Linked DNA regions of Homo sapiens: region 1 is linked to region 2. Evidence: chromatin loops called from intact Hi-C (ENCODE). Cell type or tissue: PC-3. All regions are shown on one strand. Region 1 overlaps ST3GAL4 (ST3 beta-galactoside alpha-2,3-sialyltransferase 4). Region 2 overlaps KIRREL3 (kirre like nephrin family adhesion molecule 3).

What was found. Peaks named below come from ENCODE experiments on the same cell type or tissue, not always from the same donor. Only the 100,000 strongest peaks of a DNase experiment are listed, where the experiment ranks them.
Region 1: a loop joins it to region 2, with 4 times the contacts of the local background. A loop is called at or near these places in 42 of 110 quality-filtered maps.

What each region holds. Positions count from the first base shown.
Region 1 is chr11:126,363,811-126,371,810 of GRCh38, forward strand. The region is part of intron 1 of ST3GAL4 (ST3 beta-galactoside alpha-2,3-sialyltransferase 4); the gene reads left to right. Among named protein-coding and RNA genes, the nearest start is that of ST3GAL4, 12 kb to the left of the region's middle. RefSeq lists an enhancer at 776-1,293. In PC-3, a CTCF peak has its summit at 3,243 (motif pointing right); no DNase peak of the experiment used is centred here; H3K27ac peaks cover 1,497 bases.
Region 2 is chr11:126,419,268-126,427,267 of GRCh38, forward strand. KIRREL3 (kirre like nephrin family adhesion molecule 3) reads right to left here. Exons shown (of 17, transcript NM_032531.4): 16 at 6,371-6,457; 17 at 4,091-5,756. The coding sequence ends at 5,313. Among named protein-coding and RNA genes, the nearest start is that of ST3GAL4, 68 kb to the left of the region's middle. In PC-3, no CTCF peak of the experiment used is centred here; no DNase peak of the experiment used is centred here; H3K27ac peaks cover 567 bases.

The sequences.
Region 1 (8,000 bases), 55 kb before region 2:
AGACCCCATTGAGGTGAGCACACAACAGTGTTCTGTGTGAGGGTCTGGATACACTCCCCACCCTCCCAGGCCCGGCACCGTGTCGCCCTGCCCCAGCCCAGAGCTTGCCTCTGTTGGCTTTGTGACCCTCGCTTTGTACTGTGGCTTTGTTCTGCCTTAGGGACCAGCTGGTCCCCTGCTGTGGTTCCACACAGTGGAGACTGATCCCTGACCACTCATTCAGCTGCCTGGCGGCCCTGGGGCAAGTGTTTGTCCCCCATCTCCCAAAATGGCGGGGTGCAGGGGCTCCCTGCCCGGAGTCCCAACCCTGCCAAGGCAGAGGGAATGGGGAACAGCTGCGCTGGCCCATTCCGGCTCCATATGGATTTGGTTTGACAACAAAGCTCCCTCTGTGTGTTCCCAAGCCCCTTACATAACCAGGGGCTGTGGGCAGAGGAGGAAAGGAGGAGGAGGTGGAGATGGGGACCAGGAGACACCAGGATGGGATGGCTGGAAAGGACACAGGGACCGGGAGGAGAGGGCAGGAGACGAGGGCCAGAGAGGAGGAGAGGGTGGGAGCAGGAGGGGGAAGTGCTGGTCTTGACCTCCCAGTTCTGCCTCCTGCTTCCTGGGGAGGGGAGGGTGGAGTCCAGCCACCGACTTCTGCTTGTGGATGCTTTGTCTTCTTTTCTTTGGACCTTTCCCACCAGTCCTGGATAGGCTGAGGAGGGGCCGTGGGACCTGTCTGGGGTGAGGTGAGGTCAGGTGTTGGGCTGGATGTGGGAGGCTGTTCCTTGGCCGCAGCCTGTAACTGAATAAATGCCATTAAAAGGGGAATCCATTTCCTCCCTCACTCCTGGCTTCCATTGCCTTCCCCCAGGCCCCAGCCCTGGTTCCAGAATCCCTCTGACCACTCCTCTTGTGCTCAGGAGGGCAGAATAACTGCAGCCTTTCCCTGTGCCCTGCCAGGCTGGTCCCGGGCCCCCTCTCAGCCCACTCATCCAGGGATGCAGCTCTGGCCTTGGCCCACCCCCATCAGAGGGCCTGTGGCCCTGATCACCGCACTCCCCACTCTGTGACCAGACGTTCTCTCCTGAGCATCGCTGACCCTGCAGCTGTCCAAATAGAGCAAGAAGTGAATGTTCTCTTTGGGGCACAGCTGGACTGGCAGCCCTGCAGGGTCAGGTGAGCTGCCAGTCCTGGGTGTGTTCTCGGGGGTGGGGGTGGGAGGATCACGTCCTGGGCTGAGATCCCTTCAGCTCCTCCTGGGCAGGAGGAAACAGCCATGCAGGGGCGGCCAGGAGGACTGGGTGGCGGGTGGTTCTGGGCTCTCCCAGCTTCGGTTGGGGCTGGGACCCTGGGGGACATGCTCTCCTGGGTGTTCCCAGGCTCTGTGTCTGGCCTGTGCCTCAGTGTGTGGGTTTTCTGGCACCAGGCTTCCTTGGGAAGAGCCTCTGGTTGTGCACCAGCCCTGAGGGTGGGGCTCATCCCAGGCTGCAGGGGACTGAGGGCCGAGCTCTTCCACCTTGAGGACAAGGATGGTTCCTCAGGGCTGGGAGGAGGAGGAGGCGCTGGCCAGGACCTTAGATTACGCAGGGCATGGTGTTGGGGCCTCACAGATGATGGAGAAGCCAGAGTTCAGGCACTTGGCATGACCCCTGGCATCGCCTTCAGTTGATTTAGTGTCTCTGCCCTGGGATATTCCATGGGACCCTGGGCTGGCTTCTGTGTGCAGAGGTGGGTGTGGGCCATAGCCCAGACCTGTTGAACCAGTTGTAGGCTCTGGAATCCTCTGTCCCCAGGTAGTGACCAGGCCCTGACAGGCCGGTATCTGTCCCTCCCATCACCCTCCCAGTTATGGGTGCAGATGACCCTGAAATTGCTAAAGCCTCAGGGCTTGAGCCCAGAAAGTGTGAGCAGGCTGGTGGGGCAGCTGGAGGAAGGCCTTGCAGGTTCCTGGATTTGGGTGCCGGGTGGGCTGAGAGGACAGTCCCTGTCACTGGGACTGGGCACAGGTGCAGAGAGGCTGAGACGGGCCCAGAGGACAGTGAGTGTGTGTTGTGTGGGCGCCGGGCCAGGAAGTGCCCTCCATGGGGCAGCAGGCTCTGCAGTACCCTCGGCCAAATGGCCACAGGCTGCCCTGGGACACTCTCCAGGCCTGCTGGGGACACACCTGTGGGGCTCATAGGCGTGGCTGGGTCTCCTCTCAGGTGCCAGAATCTTTCTGGGAGCTGAGCCTGGCTGGGCAGAGGGCGAGGAGCCCAGGATTCCCCTTTCCGTGACTTTGGAGGAACGAGGTTCCTGAGGGCTGGCACAGCCACTCCCTGCCCCTTAGAGGCTCCGGGCTGCCTGGTGATAGCTCCCAGGGACCTGCAAGCTGACAAACAAAGTCTATACGAGCCAGAGCTGGGGTGGGAGGAACCCAGTGGGCCTGGGGGAGGTAAAGCAGCAGCAGCTGCTGTAGCTGAGCCCGGCCCACGGCCAGCCCTGAGGAATGGAGGAAGAGAGTGCCCTGGCTGGGGGAGCCCCTCAAGCCCTGGAAGCTGTATGTGGGCATGGGGTGGTGGGGGCGTGCAGAGAGGAGGAGGACTGAGAGCTGGGTGTGTGTGTGCGCATGCCTGTGTCTGTGTGATCTGGTTCCCGGGTGTCTGAGTAGGGACCAATGTGTTTGTGCTGGAGAAGCCTGTGTAGGTTACTGACATGGGGAGGGGTGGGGCTTGCTTTCCTCACCCCGCTTCCCACGTCTTCATTGAGTCCTCATCTGGGGGCCCTGTTCCACTCTCCTTCCCGTGTGCAGGGCCCTCCCCTCTGGCGAGTCTGCCTCTCACTCGCTCAGCCCCTTTAACCCTGCTGGCTCCTAATGAGACTTCAGGTGTGGACCCTCGAACCCTCAGCTGCACAGGTCTGGAAACATCCTTGTTCATCAAGCACCAGGCTGACCATGGTGTCCGTCTCAGTGCCCAGCAGATGTTCTGGTGAGGGGAGGCGGGAGTGCAAGGTCTGCCGAGTGAGGGTTCCTTCCGGGAGGAGGCAGGGTGAGCGCAGAAACCACTGCTCCAAAACTCTTAAAAGCAGAGCCGAGAGCCTGAATTCAGAGGCTGTACTGTGGGGCAGGGCTGGAATTTGTGGCACCTGCAGGGCTGAACGTTGCCTTTGCTGTCCCTGCTTGGGGATTTTGGGGTACTGGGTTTGGATAGAGTGTGTCATCTGCAGAGGGAGCACTGTTCTGGAAGTGGACTCTGCTCAGGTGTGGGGGGCCTGCCTGTAGGGGGCACCGTGGTGGAGATGGAGCACCGCTCATGACAGGAGGCTGGTGTCTGGTCAGGCTGAGGGATCCGTGTGCCAGCCCTTCTGGGAAGGCTGAATGGGGCGGAACTGGTCAGGGCCTGGCACCAACTCCAGGAGGTGCTACACCCAGACAGACAGATGGAAAGCCACCTCCCTAGAGGCCTCCTCCCCCTCCCCTTCTGCATGCCACCACACCCCAGCAGCGTCTCCTGAGGCTGGGCCATGGGTGAATCTGAGTCGAGGGCAGGGCAGAGTGGGAGTGGCAGTGCCTCTGCCTGTCTCCCTGGCCGTGGCAGGTCCTTTGTCACGTATGGACCAGGAGAGGTGAGTATGATTGTGGTAGTGGTGGGGGCAGTGGCTGAGGACCCCTCTCTTTGCTGGGCTGGGGCAGAGCTTGAATGGAGAGGGGCTGCCTTGTGCCTGGGAAGGGAGGACCAGGTGTCGCTGGTACCTTCCAGGTCCTGAATGCTTGTTCTGTGCCTAGCCCCTGCTGAGGCTGCGGACGTTACAAACCAGGATGTGTTTTGAGGCTCAGGACACCTCTGAGGACTTGCTGCTGTTACCCCCATTTAAAAGACGAGGACTCTGAAGATCTGAGGTGCATAGAGTGTAGGGATTAAAAGTAGTTCTGGCTGAATTTTAAATCCTGGTTCCACCATTTTTGAGCTCTCTGATCTTGGGACCCTTAATGTATTTGCTCTGTGCCTCAGTTTCCCCATCTGTAAATGAGAATGAAAGAGTAATCCCACATCCATTGGTTGAAAACTTCAATAAGATTATGCATAGCAGGCCGGGTGTGGTGGCTCACACCAGTAATCCCAGCACTTTGGGAGGCCAAGGCAGGTGGATCACTTGAGGTCAGGATTTTGAGACCAGCCTGGTCAACATGGTGAAACCCCATCTCTACTAAAAGTACAACAATTAGCTGGACATAATGGCGCGCGCCTGTGATCCCAGCTACTTGGGAGGCTGAGCAGGAGAATCCTTTGAATTCAGGAGGTGGAGGTTGCAGTGAGCCAAGATCACGCCACTGAACTCCAGTCTGGACCACAGAGTGAGACTGTCTCACAAAAAAAAAAAAAAAGATTATGCACAGCACCTGCAGCACAGCCCCAGGGATGATTTTTAAAAGTGAATCCAGGGCCAGGTGTGGTGGCTCATGCCTGTAATCCCAGCACTTGGGGAGGCTGAGACAGGATTACCTGACATCAGGAGTCAGTGACCAGCCTGGCCAATATGGTGAAACCCCATCTCTACTAAAAAGAAATCCCAGATTCTGCCATGCCACAGTGTCCAAGTCAGTCACCTGCTCGCAGTCGGCCCTCAGGCCCTGTGGCTCCTGTTTCTGCTGACTTGTCCAGCCTCACAGTCTGGGGAGGCCTTGGGGTCCCCAGCCTGCGCTGGGACAGGGGTATTATTCCGTCAGCCCTTCTGTGGAACAAGTAGGGAAGGAGTGATGTGACCTCCGTGGCTCTCCTGGGACACAGGTTAGTCCTGTGGGTGACCTCACTTTAGAGAGGGCTGGCCAGCTGTGCCGGAATTAGGAAGTGGGTACAGCTGGACAAAAGGTGGCTGGAGCCAGCTCTACAGAAGCCACACCTGCTCATGAGAAGGGTATCCTTGTGAGTACAGGGGAAATGGCATGGAGAAAGACAAACACTGGTGGGTGGCTCTGCCAGCTTCCCCTGGGGTGCTTCTGGCGATGCCCAGGCCTTTGCACGCTCAGATCTTTGCACCCCACTGTTTTAACTTGGAGAGGAGAGGAGGAAGTTAGCTGCTCTGAATGGTGTTGCTGCTAATCTCTACAGCACTTTCCTGTAAATTAGGAACGGTAACACACACACCCCTCCCCCACCCCGTTGGAGAAGCCCTGCACCAGAGCATACAGTTTGGCAAGTAGGGGGAGGGCTGGAGCCCAGCCTCACTTGCCACCCTGGCCAGGCCGTGATTGCCCAGGGTGCATACTGTGGCTGGTGCTCTGCCACCTGCTGTTTCTGTCCTCAGGGTAGGACACAAGGAGGGCAAGTAGGGCTAGTCAGTGAGAGGCACAGGTGATGCGTGTTCTAGGGCTTGAGATCAGCTGCTTCCATTTCAGTAATTGTCTTTGGAGGTACGTTGTTTGCTCAAGCAACCTCCCTTCAAGATAGTGCCTTTTTCTTTCTCTCTCTCTCTTTTTTTTGGGGGGGGGAGGCAGAGTTTTACTCTTGTCGCCCAGGCTGGAGCACAGTGGTGTGATCTCGGCTCACTGCAACCTCGGCCTCCTGGATTCAAGCGATTCTCATGCCTCAGCCTCCCGAGTAGCTGGGATTACACGTGTGTGCCACCACGCCCTGCTAATTTTTGTATTTTTAGTAAAGATAGGGTTTCCCCATGTTGGCCAGGCTGGTCTCGATCTCCTGACCTCAGGTGATCCGCTCGCCTGGCCTCCCAAAGTGCTGGGACTATAGGCATGAGCCACCGTGCTGGCTGATAGTGCCATTTTTTAAAATCCCTATTTACCCAGTGGAAAACCTGAGACCCGGAAAGGTCATTCACACTCCCAGAAGTGATGGTTGGTCCAGAATTCAGGTCCAAGTGTGAGACTTCAACATTTACATTCCTTATTTTTTCTTCTTCCTTTTTTTTATTTTAATCAAATTATTACTTCAAAATGTATCACACTCATCAGTTTGAAACAGTTAAGCAGTACAAATGGGAATATGAGAGAAAGTCACTCTCCCACCCGCCCTCTTGAGAGGCAATAGCCTTGTTTTGCATCCTTCTGAGTACTCTATTCACATAAGATGTATCTGAATATGCATGTAATTCTTTTGTGAAAGTGCATTTGGAGATCACTGTTTTACACCTGCCTTTTACATCTTAATATTATGCTTTGGAGATCAGTTGACATCAGCATGCATCGATTTGCATCCTATTTTTCACAGCTGCATAGTGTTTCGTTGTGTGTGCCTAATTTTTTAAAACAGGTGCCTGTGCATAGATTTCATGTTTCCATCTTATGCTGTTAGAAAAAGTGCTGCAGTAAAGATCCTAACAGACAAGTCTCTTTGCAAATATAGGAAACTTTTCTGTGGAATAAGCTTCTGGCACGGAAGCCCCGGGGTAAAGGGTATTTTGATAAATATTGTGAAATGTCTTCCCAGAAGGTGGCCTGGTTTTCACTTCCAGCATACATCTGTGAGAGGTCCTGCTTCCCACACTCCCCCAGCACTGTGTAGCTCAGGACCCTTGTTTTTTGCTGTTACTATTTGTGAAAAATGGTATCTCAACCACACCGGAAGTTTTAAATGTAGATAAATGTCTTATGTGCCATTTATATTTCTCTACAGTAAAGTATATATTCATAGCCTTAGCTTATTTTTAAATTATGTTCCTTCATTGTTTGGGGAGTGGGGGGTAGACTTGCATGAGTATGTTATAGGCTAAGGGAATTAACTGATAAGTTAATATATGTACATCTTGCAAATGCACTTCTTAGTTTTTTACTCTTTTAAGTATGAGCTTGCTCACTTGCTCTCTGTATCTCACTTAAACTTTATGTGAGTGTATTAATCTTTCATTATTTAGCTTCTGAATTTATATTTCTTCAATCTCCATTCCTTTTTTTTTTTTTCCTTGAAATGGAGACTCGCTCTGTCACCCAGGCTGGAGTGCAGTGGCACGATCTCGGCTCACTGCAACCTCTGCATCCCGGGTTCAAGCAATTCTCCTGCCTCAGCCTCCCGATTTGCTGGGACTACAGACATGTGCCACCACGCTCGGCTAATTTTTGTATTTTTTAGTAGAGACCATTTTGGTCAGGCAGGTCTCGAGCTCCTGAACTCAATCAATCTACCTGCCTTGGCCTCCCAAAGTGCTGGGATTACTGGTGTGAACCACTGTGCCTGGCCCTCGTTCTTTTTTTTATATGAAAATATTTCAAATATGTAAAAATTAATATAACAGACCTCCATGTGATAATCAGCCAGATTTATCAAGTGTGAACCTTATCCCATATTAGATATTTTTTCCTTTAAGAAATAAAATATTACAAGTATAGAACTAAAGATGTGCTACTATGATCTATTCTATTCTTCCCCACATTCCTTTTTTTTTTTTTTTTTTTGAGATGGAGTCTCACTCTGTTGCCCAGGCTGGAGTGCAGTGGCGCGATCTCGGCTCACTGCAATCTCTGCCTCCCAGATCCAAGTGATTTTCCTGCCTCAGCCTCCTGAATAGCTGGGATTACAGACGCACGCCATCACGCCTGTCTAATTTTTGTATTTTTAGTAGAGACGGGGTTTCACCATGTTGGCCAGGCTGGTCTCAAACTCCTGACCTCATGATCCGCCCACCGTGGCCTCCCAAAGTGCTGGGATTATAGGCGTGAGCCACCGCGCCTGGCCTATTCTTTCATCATACACATAAGCACGCACTATTTACAAATATACACAAACTTAGTGCTGTTTTCTGATTCATCCTTTATCTATTTGCAACACTTTAAAAAGTTAATGTTATGTTTTCACATTGATCCCAGTTGACCTGTATGGATTAATTTCTTCAGTTGACATGGCTATATAATATTCAGTTGCGTGAATGTAGCACAGCTTATGTAGCCATCCCTCTCCTGACGATAGTTAAGTTGTTTCCATTTTTTGCTATTGTAACACTGCTAATAAACATGCTTGAATGGGGTGTCCCGTACAAGGGAGGGTTACTCGGGGCTGTGCCCGGAAATGCAATCGCCAGATTGT
Region 2 (8,000 bases):
AGAGCCTGGCCCTTTATTTTCCTTGCAAAGGAGGTGAAAGTGGTAACTTGAACTTAGTCCACCTGGACTTTGTCTCATAGAAAGTGATCTTCAGGCCGGGGCCAGTGGCTCACACCTGTAATCCCAGCACTTTGGGAGGCCAAGGCGAGTGGATCACCTGAGGTCAGGAGTTCGAGACCAGCCTGGCCAGCATGGTGAAACCCCCATCTCTACTAAAAATACAAAAAAATTAACTGGCCATGGTGGTGGGCACCTGTAATCCCAGCTACTCGGGAGGCTGAGGCAGGAGAATCGTTTGAACCCGGGAAGTGGAGGTTGCAGTGAGACGAGATCGTGCCATTGCACTCCAGCCTGGGCAATAGGGCGAGAGTCTGTCTCAAAAAAAAAAAAAAAAAAAAAAAAAAAGAAAGTGATCTTCAGAGGGATGAATCCCTTCCTATATTCAGCTTCTATCCAGAATAGTACTTTTTCTCTTGCATAACTGGGTATAGATTTCAGATAAGCTCCATTTAGTTAAACTCCAGTTATTTCCAGGAACATCTGGACTCCCTGAGACCTCACTAGCCTTCTTTTTGAGCATTAATAGTTTAGATTCACCATAAAGAAGACAGTTACAAAGAACCATTTTTTGAATGTTTTCAGCATTCCAAGATATTGCCAAGGGCCGTAAGGTTAAGGAACAGCGGAAAGAAATGCTATTTCTTGTCTGGTATTCTCCAATCAGGGAACTCAAGGAAGCTCTCTACTCAGGGGATGAGGCTGTCTCAGCCCCGTGGGTGGGCTAAGTGGACTGTTTCCGAGAAAAGCACTGGGAACATGGAGTGGCAGGCAGATATTGGCAGAGGCATAAATATAACCAGGGATGTAGATGACAATTTGATGACGTATCTTGTGAATGGTGTATATTCACAGAAGGCCTTTTAAAGATGGAGGCTGTGGGAGTAGGAAGACTTATAGGGCTTGTAGTAATGAAAGCTTTCAGTGTATGTCAAAGAACTTGCTGTTAGCGAGGACGGGAGGAGGGCCAAGGAAGAATGGCGGTTAGAGAGGGAAAGAATTAATGGTTTTGCGGCAAACATGGACTTGGCCAGGAAAACAATTCCTTATTTCTAGAAAGAAGAGGAGCTTTTAAATTTTTTAAAATTTTTCTCAGTTTATGACCTGGTTAGGAACACTGAAACATAAGGAGTTGGGGAAAGGATGGTTGGAGGCTCACTGGAAATGAGAGGCGGCTATCAGTGAATGAGCTCTTTATCAGTGACTCCCAGAGACTGCTGCTAATTTTGATTTGAAAGCTGCAAATTGCTGGTATGTGGTTACAGTTCCTAAGAACAACTTAGATAAGAGATTTTCAAAAGCCGTTTTGAAAGGGGAAGTGAAATTTAAGATTTAGTTGTCATTGGTCTACATCTAAGTGTTTGTTTCTTTAGATGTGCACACCAAGGAGCATTTAAAATAAAAATCTATTTGCAAATTAAGATAGTCTTTATTTACATTTTTATATTTTTATTTCAATAAAAAGTGTGTTTTATAGAGAAAGCTCCCAGAGAAGAAACTAATCTCAAGACTCCCTTTTGTCTTTTTTTTTTTTTTTTTCTGGTGCCAGGACAAACCGCACACATAATACCTGGGAAGAACTAATCAAACGTGTGTGTGTGTGTGTGTGTGTGTGTGTGTGTGTATGTACCTTGTGCCTTCGGTTCTGATTCCATAATAGCAAATGACCCAAGCAGCACATACTCCTCTCCAACCAGGAAGTGAGAAATGGAATTTTGGTTGACTCCTTTCTCTTGTTCTAAGAAATCTCCCAAGGACTGCACCATGTTTGTTTTCATTTCCCTGGCTCCTTTCCATTCTGGAAACTTAAAATCGGCTTCATGGCCTCTTGCTTTATAGAATTTGTTCAAAAAGGCTTCGTCAGAAATGGATTTGATGTGACATTTTTGCTCTTCACGTGAAAGTACTTCCTATTCCCTGAAAGTGGAAGAGGTGGTGGAAATAACCCTGGCCTTGGCCGACTGATCTTGAACCTGAGAATTAGAGACTGGGCCTCCGTCCAGTGACTCTGAGCCAGTAATGAAGTTTAAAGCTATCGGAAGACTGGCTGCCGTCCTTGGTAGAGGTGGGGGTGATTTGATACACAGAAGAGCTTTGTTTCCCAGGGCTTTGTGGTCTTTCCGGGTCATTTGGGGACTTAGGGTGGAGGACGCCAGTCTTGCCTTCCTAATGGAGCTGTGCTTGTCCTCGCCCGGCCTGCCCCAGAGCGCATGCTAGCACAGTCTTGCCTTCCTAATGGAGCTGTGCTTGTCCTCGCCCGGCCTGCCCCAGAGCGCATGCTAGCAGATGGCCTTTACCATCAGCCACTTCCAGCGACATTCTAGGATGAATGTGTGTATAAAGCTCATGTTTGTCACTCGTTAGCGCTTGACGCTGGGCAAGTTTTCTGGCTTCTTTAAGCCTCAACCCACATCTGTAAAATGGTGATACTTCGTAGAATTGTGAGCATTAAATAAGATTACAAATGTAGAGCACTCATTTTATTTAATGTGAAATCACCTATGGGGGAATTCGGGGCTTCCCACTGCCTTTGTTTTTCAGCACCTCCCTTCACCAGCTTTTCTGCACCCCCACTCATTTGTGAGAAATAGATAGTGCTGGAGACAGCTGAGGGATGTACTCAGCTCAGTTCAGGCTTCTCAATGCCCCAGAGTCCTCCAGATCCCCCTCATTTTTTCCCTCCATGCTCTTGTCTCTCACAAAGATCATCCTTGTGACCTCCTATCCCTTGGGCTATTCTTTGCTGCATTGGGCATTGGACAGTGCTAAGAGGGTTGGGCACCGTGCAGCCTAGTGTTTGCAGCTGCCCCGGTGCGCTCTGCTCAGTCCATATTCTTACCCTGGGTGTGCCGAGGGACAGGACAAAGGGCTTATTTTATAGAACATATTTCTTCCCCATTCTTCTCGTTTATAATTTTGGTTTCCAGGAAAGAATGGAAGAATGGGCACCTCCACCCTATTAGTGCACACTCTGTGTGTGTGTGTGTGTGTGTGTGTGTGTGTGTGTGTGTGTAGCAGGAGCAAGGGGCAGGGTCAGCTGTGCTGAGGACTAGGAGGTAAATGGTCTACGCATATCCAAGGTGGGAAGACCAAGAGAAATAAGAGAAGTAAATGAACAGATCCTCTAAAGTCATCTTTTCCTTATTCCAGCACACCAAGGCATTGTGCATATGGTCTTGGATCCTTATTCTCTGTTAGCCAATGGAAAACATATATGGAAAGAAAGCAAGCAAGCTTGCTGAGATTAACCTAGAGAGGGCAGGGGCCAGCATCCTGATGTCTATGCTAGGCCAGCATGGTACCAGCAGCAGAATGTGGGCTGTGGACATACACTTAACATTTCTGATCAGTTTTTACTCCCTCAGGCTTAGGGGCTACAAAGGAAGATAGCCAGGTTTCTGGGAAATTTCGAAGCACTTGGAAATATGATCGAAGCAGAAAATTCCTCTGAGTGGAGGAGCTGTGTAGGCTGTGTATAGAATCTGTGGATTGGGACCATCCAAGGAATCAGTGTCTGGAAAGAAGCACAAACTGGTGTGATGAAGGTTCCCATGATGGGTAAGAACTACCAGGGAAGGTTGGAGAAGAAAGGTTTAAAACTGACAAGGAACCTCCAAGCCACCTTAGGGACAATTTGGGTTCTTTAAAGTTCCATTTGAATCCCACTCCCTCAACGAGCACTCTAACTTGCCCCTGTTTATCCACCCCATCTGCCATGACCACATCAAACTTACCCACAAGCGAGGCCCTTCTTAGAACACTATTTGAGTTGTATATTAAAATGTTAGGGTGCCTGGTGGTCTAGACTCTTTCCAGCGGGTCTTGTTCTCTGAACCTCTAGAGGAGGGAACTTTGCCTTCAGAATATTGCTGAGAGGAAGGGTCCAGAATGGCCTGGCCAGTATCTAGTGTGACCACTCTGCCTCTGAGCTATATTTGGCTGAGTCAGGTGGCTGGTGAGTCCCACACGTCCTCTGGATTGAATCCACCCACAGGGGAGAGGAGTCAGCCTGTAGGTTTAATTGCCACCACAATCAGAGCTATCAACTGCCTTTATTGTCTAGGAAGATTGAATCAAAGGAGGGCAGAGAACCTTGGGTTCCCAACGCATTCTATGAGCTCTTGGGTTCTTCCTGTGGCTTTGTAGGAACAAAAGAACAGAACAAACATGTTGGAGTAGTGTCCCTAACATTTATTTCAGGTGGTGACTAGGAGGGTTGAGGTGTAGATATACTTCCTCTCTTCTCGTGGAGCCTTACTGAAGACAGGATCGCCGTTCTTGTGTTTATCAGCTGAGAAGGGCAGTCTCGCCATCTTAAAGACCTGCCCTCCAGCCCCTTCAAACGCCACACTTCCCAGGAAGCACTCTCTCCATAAGTGTTCAGAGAACCCTGACCAGAGAAGCTCCCGCACTTCTTATATGAACTCCGATTGTGCTGAGGGGGAGGGGAGGAGTACACAAAGCAGGAGGTGGGTGGGGAGGCTGGGGTCACACAGCCCAGGAGGGGCACACCCGGCGAGGTGCTCCGTCAGCACAGGCTCCCTCCTCCCTCCCTCCCCCCAGTACACCAGGCTCTGACCGGACCGGTCCCACCGCAGAGTTCAGCGGCATCAAGTCCAAGGACAGAACTGCAAGAGTATGGACACAAAACACCAAACAAATTGGGGGTGGGCTCCCGGCCAGCCTGGTGAGAGAGAGGCTCCTTTAGCCAAGGCCATTTCTGGCTTGTCAGCCTCCAGGGTATGGGCTATGAGCAGCAGTGGGGAGCCGGGGTTTCTGGGGCAGCTCAGTGCTGGGAAGACGTCATCCCCTTCTCCCCAGGGCTGTATGGGAGCACAGGCACAGGGGTAGGTAGAGCTTCTGGTCAGCGAGGGGTAGAGCCCACAGAGAGACCAGAGAGTGGACCGCAGTTTCATGAAAGCAGAGTTATAGCTGCCACTTGTGCCTGTGGGCAGAGCAGGTGGTAGAGGGGCCTCCAGGAAAGGGCCGGGGACACGGGTGTCCAGCACTAAGCACAGCGCACTCAGCCGCAGCCTCTGTCTGTCTCCCCACCCGCCCACCTCTGGCACACAGCACCTGGGGACCCAGATTTGTGCTTGATCAGAGCTTCGAAGGAAGGCAGTGGCAGAGGCGCTGGGAGGCTGTCCTGGAAGTGGCCAATTCTGGTGTCCTCTGCAAAGTACCCCTCGTCCCTGGACAACCAGAACGTGCCCTGACCTCTTCCCTGGCCCGTCCCCACCCGCGGTGTGTGATCCTTAGACGTGAGTCTGCATCCGCCGCTGCAGGGGTCGACTGGGGTCAGAGTTCTGGGACGAGGACTGGGAGTGGTGGGAGGAGGAAGCAGAAGCCTTGCTGGCCTTGTCGAACTGCACATAGCCATCCTGCTTGCCGCTGCTGCTGACGCTGCTGTCACACTGCGTGTCCAGGAAGGAGCTGCTGTCGCTGAGGGAGCCTCTCTGGAACTCCCGCTCACAAAGCTCGATGGACGAGCTGCCCATGCCCAGCACAAACCGCTGCCCGTAGTCGTAGAGGCGGCCCTGGCCGCTCAGGGTGCTGTAGATGTTGGTGAAGGACATGCCTGTGGGCACACGCTGCTTGCCCGCAGGACGCAGGTCGGGCTGGCAGCTGGAGAGGGAGATGGTCGGGGTTGAGTGGTGCTCTTTGAAGGTGTTGACGCTGTAGTAGCCATTGGTGGGGTCCTGGATGGGCGAGAGGAAGAGGAGCGTCACCTGGTGGAGTCTCCACTGAGCGTGGCTGGGGTTTCCAGGCTGAGCCCGTCCCCTTATGCGGGGAGGGAAGAGGGAAAACAGGAGGAAGGGAGCAACCTGGTAGGGAGCAAACTCAGGGGTGAACAGCTGCAGGGAAGGTGCAGGGGAAGAAGGACACTGAACAGGAGATGGCAGAAGGGGGACTGCGGACCCCAGGAGGGGAGGGACGGCAAGGGTGAGGGCTGAGGGCCGAAGGAGGGAAGCAGAGGCTCTTGACTGGGTTTATGTCAGGGCAATGCAGGGTCATTTGAAAGTCAGGCTTTTTAATTGTTTTTATCCAGAACATGGATGCTTCATTTTGAATCTACATGTGAGGAGGCTGTGGAAGAGAACTGGGGAGTCTCAGCCTTAGCTCTCTCAGCCTCCTCAGCGTTGGGGTAGGGAGAGGAGGTGCCTTAGGCAGGGACGGGCACCTGCCACCAAGCTGGCCTCTGACCTTTTCTTCTCTGACTTGCTGTCATTTGTTGTATAGATTTGGGGTTTGGGCCATCAGAGCTAAAGACCAGATTCCATGGCTGTGTCTTATAACCCGGGGCCCTTCTTACCTTCAGGTTCTGAAACTCTTTCTCCTCTTCTTTGAGGACCTCCAGCTGTTTCAGGACTGAGTCTTGCTGGAATTCACCCCGGTCCATCTGCAACCCAAAAAAGGCTGCTCAGTAGATAGGAGGTGGCTAAACCTCCACTTCCCCCAAGGAAAAGATGAGATCAGAAACTCAAAAGATTGCCCTGTATAACCCCCACCACCCCTCACTGCCTGGACCATGTGAAAGAGTCAAGATGAGTTCCTGGAGCCCCATCCTAGGAGACAGGGAAGCAGTTGAGGGGGGTGGGTGAGTAGGTGAGGTGAGGGGCAGTTAGGGGAGGCGAGGGGCAGGTATCCGAGGCCATACTTTCCTCGCTTGGGCGAGGGCATCACCAGAGATCTCCCATGGCTGATTCAATTCCATTGACTGAACGTTTATTGTAAAATGCCGGCCAGTTGCTCTGCTAAGGACCAGAGATCCACAGATTAACGTACATTAAGATACAGCTCTGCTCATCAGGGAGATGGACTTGTAGATAAATAATTTCAGAATGTCAGTCACTGGGCATGGCAAGGCTCCTTAGGGCAGTTTCTTTTCCAGCGTGCAGGCCTAGTGCAGGCCTTAGGGAGTCACAAGGAATAACCATCTGTGAGATGCTGGCGACATGGGCCACACCTGTTATTCTCATGAAAAGTTAACTTCCTTAGAGATGCCAAACAGCCTGAGGGCAAGGATCACTTCCTGCTTGTCTCTGGGTCCTCCCACACCTGGTTCAGTGCTTTGCATGTTGTGGTCACTGACCTTGCCTGCTTTTGGGATGGAATCTCTTAATTATTTGATTTGCCAATGCCTAGCACAGTGCCTGATATACAATAGAGCTGCTTCAAATGGTATGTATATGTTGAATGAATAGGCAAAGTGGCTTAGCTCTAAATTACTGAAAATTAACAAAATTATTAGACATAAGATGAAAAAGCATACTCCACACACAGTGGGCATATGAATTAATCTGAATAACCACAGTGATGCTTAACCTGTGACACACGAGAGGCTTGCCATGTGTCTCTGCTAGTTGCACGGTATAGGTAGTAGGTTCCCTCCTACTCTCTGGGCCGGGATGTTTCTTCTCCCTTGCAACCTGCTTTCCTCGTTTCTTTTTGGAGCCCTGTAGAATCAGCCAAAGTGCGGCCACCCGGCTGCCTCCTCACTAAGGAGACCATGCGGTTCATTTTTCCAGTAAATGCTCTGGCACTGTCTGGACTGGAGACCTTCTTTCCCATCAGATTCAACTTCTAAGTCTGCCCCTTCTTGCAGATGGGGCTGTCTTGGGGCCAGGAGGTGAAGGGAATGCGAGAATGACGATATCCTCAAGGGGTGGCTTAGCCCAGAGCCCTCAGCAAGTCCCTTCTGCTCCCACCTGACACTGAGCTGCCCCCACTCTTGCCTGTGGATTTGGACTAAGGGATGTGGAGACAGTCTGAGGCAAACAGAATGTTTGCCGATGGGAGAGAATTCAAGGTCCCGTTTGGGATGAAGGACACACATGATTAAGCTTAAGTATAGAGACGTCATCCCTTCTCACATCTAGGCTGTGGTTTCCTCCCTCGTAAAACTAAACACTCCACTGTGTTAATTTTAACAGTGTCAGGCC